Linked DNA regions of Homo sapiens: region 2 is linked to region 1. The links are chromatin contacts, found by Hi-C or POLR2A ChIA-PET in ENCODE. All regions are on one chromosome and are shown on one strand. The core of a region is the stretch at or near the end of the contact, and the rest is flanking DNA. Distances in the headings are between cores, read along the strand shown.

Evidence for each region. A loop is a pair of places that touch in the nucleus more often than their neighbours do. ChIA-PET counts read pairs that join two places held with the same protein, here RNA polymerase II (POLR2A). Pooled maps may share reads with other maps.
Region 2: a map of dorsolateral prefrontal cortex shows a loop between it and region 1 (5-fold over the local background). The contact joins two enhancer-like sites. A Hi-C loop is called at or near these places in 6 of 168 maps with a recorded cell type or tissue (Ramos, dorsolateral prefrontal cortex, heart left ventricle and 3 more) and 4 of 50 pooled maps. POLR2A ChIA-PET finds 5 or more read pairs at or near these places in 2 of 52 experiments (OCI-LY7 and PC-9).

Annotation. Positions count from the first base shown.
Region 1 is chr16:49,809,558-49,813,503 of GRCh38, forward strand. All of the region lies in intron 1 of ZNF423 (zinc finger protein 423), which reads right to left. Among named protein-coding and RNA genes, the nearest start is that of ZNF423, 45 kb to the right of the region's middle. RefSeq lists enhancers at 1-902, 903-1,848. Within about 2 kb of position 2,219, at least 3 of the 41 ENCODE cell types and tissues checked have a DNase peak (open chromatin) inside an H3K27ac peak, as active enhancers do; they include psoas muscle, where a contact is called at or near this core.
Region 2 is chr16:49,774,205-49,778,150 of GRCh38, forward strand. The region is part of intron 2 of ZNF423 (zinc finger protein 423); the gene reads right to left. Among named protein-coding and RNA genes, the nearest start is that of ZNF423, 80 kb to the right of the region's middle. RefSeq lists enhancers at 1-293, 1,832-2,343. Within about 2 kb of position 2,124, at least 8 of the 41 ENCODE cell types and tissues checked have a DNase peak (open chromatin) inside an H3K27ac peak, as active enhancers do; they include psoas muscle, where a contact is called at or near this core.

The DNA.
Region 1 (3,946 bases), core at 969-3,468:
GGGACTTTGGGGAAAAGGAGAATCCGAGAGAAAGGTCCCAGAGGCTCCGCTCTGCACCTGCGAGAACAGATGTGGCTGCCTCATCCTCCCATAGCAGACCACATGCTGGCTCCCAGAGGGGAGAGGTGGGGACCCCCGGGTGGGTTAGCACAGCTGGTAAAAGCATTCCTGCTCCCACTTCTGATGGCCTCCAAAGTGCCTCCACCAAGCCCTGAGGCATCTGAAGCCTGCTCCTGAGACTGGAAACAAAGACACCAGGGGGTCTGGGGCTGGAGGGTCCACCCGGGAGCTCTTAGCAGGACACCAGGGGAAGCCTTATGAACCGCATGAGAGTGAGAGCTCGCCCAGCTGTCAGGACCCAGGCCCCCAGCCTGCGCCCACCCATTTTTTCCTCCCACCCCCAGCTCCTTCCCTCGAGGACAGGGGCAACCATGTGTCAAAGGTCTGCCCAGGCCCCATTTCCTGCTGACAGCACCCCTTCCCCACTCTTTGGCCTGGGGATATGCACACTGAAGGCTTGGTCCACCCTTGGGAAGACAAACACAGGGAGAGGCCCCAGAGGTCCAGGGTGGTCTGGGGTCGGGGAGGCTGGGGGAGTCCTGGCACCTGGAGATAATCTAGAAGAAAGAACACGTTCCCAGACTCACAGACTCCTCACCCCAAAGAGGACAGCCAGAGAGGGGCCTCTGCCAGCCCCTTGCCCCCAGCCCTGCCACACACCCTTCTTACCTCCTGATGCTCCAAGCCATGCACCCACCTGCTCCCTTCCAGGCAACCACCTTCCTGTCTCAGGACCTCTGCCACTGCTGCTCTCATTACCCAAAACACCCCTGCCATGTTGGAGGCCCCCACCAGACCTCTGCTATCCAAGAGGCCTTCCCAGATCCCTGGATAAACAGACGCCTCCTTCTCTGGTCCCCATAATCCTCTCTGAGGGCCCGACTCAGCTGAGACCCCTGGGCGCATCAGGGTCCCCTATGCTGTGAGCTCCCTGAGGGACAGCCCCACCCTGTTCCTCCTCCTTGCCCCTCACTCCCAGCTCAGGGCCTCGTCTCCACAGACAACTGCCATGAGTTGATTAAAATGAATTCATCGCAAGCCCTTTGCTTTGTTACTTTTTTAATCTTCCAGATTATAGGAAAAATAAATAAATACAGGTGAGTACTCAGGGAAAAATAAAACCACCTATAATGCCCCTCTCGGAAATGCCATGGGTATTTGAGGGCAGTCGGCCCTACCGGACACTTTCTGTGCATTTACACTTTCTCTCCTTCAACACAAATGGGACCTGGGGCATGTCTGAGTGGTCTTGAGGCCCTCGGGGTGTGCAGGGCAGCGCTGAGAGTCCGGCCACAAGAAGTTCACGGGCCCACGAGGATGTGGCTAAGGAGGGGCATCAGGGTAATGGGGGGTCTTGAAACCACATCTTGGGAGGGGAAGTGAAGGAACTGATGCTGTTCAGCCCAGAGGGGCAGGCTCAGGGGGCCCTCAGAGCTGTCTTCAGGCATCTGAAGGGCTGTCACAGAGAAGACAGACTGCGCTGGCTGTGTGGCCTCAAGGGGTCAAACCGGGACCAACCAGTGGAAGGCACTACAGAAAGATTTCAAGAAGAAACAGATGGGACGATTTCAAGAAGAAACAGATGGGACGCTATCAGCAGAGGCAATGAGGGGAGGTCTGCTTGGGGGTAGTGAGGCTCCCGGCATGGGAGGGGACCAAGCAGCGGTAGAGAGACCCCCAAGAAAGTCAAGGCTCAGCTAGGAGAGGAGTTAGAGTTGGCCTTGATGGGATCTCAAATGATCGCAGGGGAAATAGGTAGGTACCAGAAATAAACACTGGGGGTGGAGGAGACAATGGCACCACTCTACCCCCAACCCAGCCCACGCTGCCACCCAGAGTGTGCTTAGCAGGGTCCCATTTTCTGGTTTCTCCAGGGAGGCCAGAGATCTGAATATTTATAGGAACCATTCCAATTTTAAGACAGGCTGACCAAACTTCTAGCAGTCCAAATACAGTCCTTGCACTGCAGGCTGCCGACCCCCTGGTCAGACAAGGAGCTCACAGGGCAAACGAGGCTACTGAAAGAAAAGGGAGCCATTTCCGGGCCCAGAAGAGCAGCCATCCCCGCAGGACTGGAATGGGTTAAAGTCTGAGTTGGCTCTCTGCTGCTCCAGGACTACAGCTGGCCTCCTACCCCCACCCCCGCCCCCAGAGGCCCTGTCAGCTGCCCAGGCCCCGCCTGACCGCCCGCCTCAGCCACCCAGCCTGGAACCCCAGATCTGGGAACAGGGCAGCTGCCCTGAGGCTGGCCAGCCACCGCCAGCCAGAAAGAGATTCCGTTCCCCATGCCCTGCTGAGAGCCATTTGCTCATCTGGGATGGATGCCACAGGGGCAGAGAAGCAGGCTCTGTCCCGCTCTCCTCTCCCCTTCCTCCTGCCCCTAGGCCTGTGACAGGGAGCAGACCTCTGGTGCCACCACAATCAAAACTCCGCTGAGCACCGGTGACTAGGCGGGGTGCTCCACACACAGAGCACTTGTGTCACCTTCCTAGGGATCCTGCAGGGAGTCCTCAACCATCCTCATTGCACAGGCAAGAAAACCTATACTCAGAGAGGTTAAGACACTTGCTCACGGTCACACAGCCAGCAAGTGGCAGAGCTGGGATTCAAATCCAGACCTATGCAATTTAAAATCCCACACCAAGCCACTGGGCTAGAGGGTCCTGGCTCTCCCACATCCACATTCCCCATCTACCTGGTTGTTTTCTAGAAGCTACAGGCACCTGCTGCCTGGCTGGCTATGAGAGGGGAGAGAGGGCATAGTCAACGCTACTGATAAAGGCTGGGATAAGGGGGCTGGGCATGGTGGCTCACGCCTGTAATCCCAGCACTCTAGGAGGCCAAAGTGGGTGGATCTTTGGAGGCCCAGGAGTTCAAGACCAGCCCAGGCAACATGATGAGCACATCTCTACAAAAAATACAAAAATTAGCCAGGTGTGGTGGCATGCGCTACTCAGGAGGCTAAGGTGGGAGGATCTCCTGAGCCTGTGAGTTCTAGGTTGTAGTGAGCTGTGATTGTGCCACTGCACTCCAGCCTGGGCAACAGCGTGAGATCCCATCTCAGAAAACCTAAATAAATGAATAAATAAAGTCCTGAAGCAGTACTGAAGTAGCTGATTTGGAATCATTTCTCACAGTCTGGAAAGTGAGAAAGGGTGAGGGGCTGTATGGTGTACTTCCATTTGTGTTGGGGAGGGGAGATAAATACACGAATTTTCATGTGTCTGAACACACGTAAATTGCCCTGGAACCAGACACAAGAAACTAGGACCAGCAGTGGCCTCCAGGGAGGACAGTGGGTGGCTGGGGGAGTTTCTAATTTTGCTCCTTGTGCATTCATTAGCAATTCGTGTGTTTAAAAGTGTGTGTGTGTTCTACTTAAACCCCCTGCCACACCACCAGGGGCACCCACACTTGCCTTGGGGTGCTGCATTTTTGCCTTCCCACCTTGGTCCACTCCCCTAGTTGTAGCCCTACTAGGCGGTGGGGCTTTGGGGAAGTTCTTGCTGCTCTCTCTCAACTCCCATTTCCCTGTGCGTATGAATGACATTAGACTGGACTTCCCCCAAATCCCCACCCACCCTGGTGCCCTACAGGTCTACCTTGGTGACTCCAACCCCACAGCCCAGAGCTGGCCTAACAGGCAACGGCGCACTTCACCCCCAGCCCACCCTGTGCCCCGACTCCAGGCAGCCAGAGCCTTCTGAGGTGGCAGGACAGGCCACCAGGAGAGCAGTGACAGCCAAGCAGACATGTTCATCCTCCAGGTATCCACTGCCCCAGCCTCGGATAACAGCAGCACCCCAATCGTGCCCTGAGGAACCGCCCCTAACCCTAACCTCAATGTGCCACCAGTCAAAATGCCCTGCCCTCCCCTGGGCCATGG
Region 2 (3,946 bases), core at 874-3,373, 35 kb before region 1:
TTCCTCTTTCCACGTTTGGAGAAGGCATTTCCTCCCCTTCCAGCCCTGGGCCAGTGGGTCAGGTTTCCACCCAGATGGAAAGTCCCACCCAGGGCCCCCAGAGGACAGCTCACCATGGAAACTCCACAGGGCACCCGCCAGACACGGAGTAAGTGGCCACTGGCAGGCCTAACTGGGGCAGGCTCCCAGTCCTGCCCACCAGGAGGGGGAGGTGGGCAGGAGAGGGAGAGGGGGCTCCAGCCAGACTTTAGATCTCAGACACAGAACAACGTTCCTACACACGCAGAGCAAAAAGTGGGTGATCGTGCGTGCATGCAGGTGTATGCATGTGTGTGAGCATGCCCTGAGCCCTCTACGCATTCTGAGCCTCAGTTTCCCTAACTGCACCCCTGTTGGAGGCTGGATTGGACTCAGATAAGATGAGTAAATGCAATCATCCAGTAAGAAGTAAGCAACAGGTGGGTGGGCTCTGCCAGATGAAGACCCCCAGGCCTATCGGAATAAACCACAGCCAAATGACAGTCTGGGCAAGGGGAGGAGGGGACACCGTGAGTGAGGTGCCTCCCATGGTGTTCAGTTCAAAGGAGAAGCACATAAACAGAGCTTCCCAAACTGTGTTCCAAGATTCCGGGCTTAGGGATAGGTGGTAGTCAAAAAAAGGGATGAAGGACAGATTCTGAGCCCAAGAGTTTTAAGAACCCTCTCTATGACTCAAAGCATCCACAGGCATGTTGAGGGCCCTTGGAGATCCTGCCTTAAAGAAACCCATTCAATTGCACTTAACCAGGCACTTAGGAAAGTTACCCCAGCAGCTGCCCCACCAGCCCCCAGACGCAGCCCAGCAAAGGCAGCATTGCCTCCGCCCAGCTCCCTCCAGGCTGTACTGCATGGAACTCCAGGGTTGTGTGGTGCACTGAGGCACGGAGCATTTTTCCAGGGTCAATTGAAGAAGGAACTCTAAGAAAGATGTTTCTGCATCGTGTGCCAAATTGTTACTGAGATGGTTCCTGCTGTTTGTCCATTGATTAATGAGGATCCACAGAATAAATTCCTCAGCATTCCAAGCCAGGGGGAAAACACTGGTCTGTCCCAAGCTCTTACATAATACAGAAGCAGCTTTGATTCTATTTCTCTTTGGGCCTTGGCTGCCAGGAGGCTCAAAGGCATCCTGACCCTTCCCTTAGGTTTTGACATAATTAGTCTCTTCAACTATTATTTGAGCTCCCCACTGACCCACAGGCCACCTCGACAGCCTTTCATTAGTAATCATCACAGTTAGCACTTATTGGGGACATGCTGTGTGCCAGGCACCATGCTGGACACATGTCATGTACCCTCTCACTTGTCCTTATAATGGTGCCACAAGGTAGGGGCTTTGTTATTCCCATTCTACAGATCACAAAACTGAGCTCTGGGAAGGTGCAATCACTGAGTCAAGCCCATTCTCACAGTGAATACACTTAATTTGTGCTGTGTGTGTTCACCTGCCCACTGCTGCCTCCTCACTCTAGAATGTGAGTCCTGGAAGTCAGGGACCCAACTGTGCCCTTGTGGCCTAGAAGCACACAGACGCCTGACAATACTATGATGAATAACTGGTGGTGAATCAGGATTGAAATAAGGGCCTATCTGCCTGAAAACCCATGCCCTTAACGCTCGTGTCTTTTTGGTCTGCAGGGTTTGGTAAACCTAACGCTAAACTTAACCTTCAGTGTAACCCTAACCCTGATAACCAAACCTATGCTAACCTCTAGCATAATCCCAAATGAATTAATTAATAAGCCATGAAATGCTCCCTGCCTGACCCTGTCCTTGGCTCTGTGGGGCAAGGGCTCTGAACACAGAGGCTTGGGCCATTTAGGGAGAGGAGATGCAGGAGCTCAGGTGACAGCATAGATGGACTCAATGAAGATGGTGGGAGCACATGGAGTCGGCAGCAGGGAGAGGGCAGCGGAGACGGAAGGCTGAGTTTCCCTCCTGGGAGGCCTGGCCAGACCTGAGTAGGGCAGACCAGGCCAAGCGGAGCTGGAGCAGCGGTCACAGAACAGGAACGCTGAGCCGACCCCCACTCCCAGGAGCGGCTACTCTGGCCTGCGAGGGCCAGCCCAGCGGGTGGGGAGGCGATGCCCTGCCCAGCTTCCTGCCCCATTCCAAGCTGGCCAGGAGCCCCACAGCCAGCACAGGAAATAACAGGGGCCCCCAGAGGCCGCCCAGGCAGGCCCTGCTCCGAGGCCACCCGGGGAGGGAAGGAGGCCATTGTCGGCCTTTGTTTCAGTTTCCCCAGCATTACCCAGGCTCCAAGAGGCCACTGGGAGCTCACAAAGCTTCCCCCCAACCTGCAGCTGTCCAGCCTCCCCCAGCCCCGACCCTGGGGACAGGCCTGCCAGGCCCCTGGTCTCTTAAAGAGGCAGGTGCAGGGTGTAAAATGAAGTCACATGCAAGTTGGGGGTTGCGGGGCGGCCCATGCAGGCCACAGCAGGCCAGGCAGGCGAACAGACAGATGCACCAAGACTGGGGTCTAGGTCCACACCAGGGTCAGCCCAGCACTGGGCCCAAGTGCAGGGGTGCAAATCTTTGGATGGAAAGAATGTCTAGGGCCCTGAGGGTACGACAAAGAAATGGAAGAAAGAAAACAGAGCAAGGAGACAATCTGGACATCTTGAACACCCCGCCTGGGCACTGTTCCTGATCCTTCAAGGGAGACAGCCCAGAAACAGGCTTTTTCTGCTCATTTGCATGCCTGGGTGTGGATGAGTGAATGCTGCATATGTGTGTATGCCTCTGTATGTGCATGCATTTGTAAGTGTGTGCACATGCGCACTATGGGTATGTTGGCAGTGTGAACACACTCCTGTATGCACGTATGGGTGTGCATCTGTGTTATGCATGTGTGTGCATACCTGTGTCTGCAGGCATCTGTGTGGGTGTGCATTATGCATATGCATGCACTTGGCTGTGCGTACATATGTGTGTAGTATGGAGGAACATGTATGTGAAGGCCCATATATGTGAATGTGTGTATTGTGTGGAGTATGCATATGCCAATGTGCACATACGTGTGTGTTTACATGTGCATGGGTGGTACATGTGCATTGTGTGCAAATGTGTACCTACATGTGTGTGAATGTCCATGTGCATTGTGTGGAGTACATTTGCACTGAGTGAGAGTATGAGCATATATATGTATGAATGTGTGCATGCATCCTTGTGTTGGTGTGCATGTAATATGTGTATGTTGTGTGTGCACATGCATGCACACACAATGACTTGTGAATTTACACATCACCACCAAAGAGCACTCACAGGTTTTTGCCCATTAGCAATCACTCATTCCCACACTGACCCTGGTGGCTTCTCACTAGTGGTGTGTCGCTGCAATGACATTAGGGATTACAGCACATTCTAGTGCCCGTCATTCCACCAAGATGCAGTAAGTCTCCACTGAGTCCCAGGCACTGTGAATTAGCAACTACAGAAAGCGTGCCCTAGACTCAGACAAAACCCCAACTAGCTGTGCAGACTGGACTAGTCTCTTTAGCTCTTTGGCCTCAGTTGCTCATCTGTGAGACGGGAATGCTAATACTGTGGTTAACAAGGCTTAAATGAGATAATGCATGTCACAGCCCCCTGTCTGGCACCAAGTGGATGCTCACTAGATGGTTATTATTTTTTAATTGTTATTGTTAAGACAGTGATAATTGCTGAGGATACGACAGGAAGCAAACAGGCACTGTCCCTGCCTCCACAAGCTTGCCAGGTTTGCAAGGCATTTAGCCTTGATAAGTAGAATAGCATAAGTAAAATATATCATATTTGCCAGACTAAGCATGAGTCTGATGTGCTAACTATCACGTATGGCCAGCAGCCATCAGTTAAAGCAATCAACCATGACAAAGGAGAACAAATTATCAGTGGAGGTAAAATAATAATTTTTTGAACCAGAGAG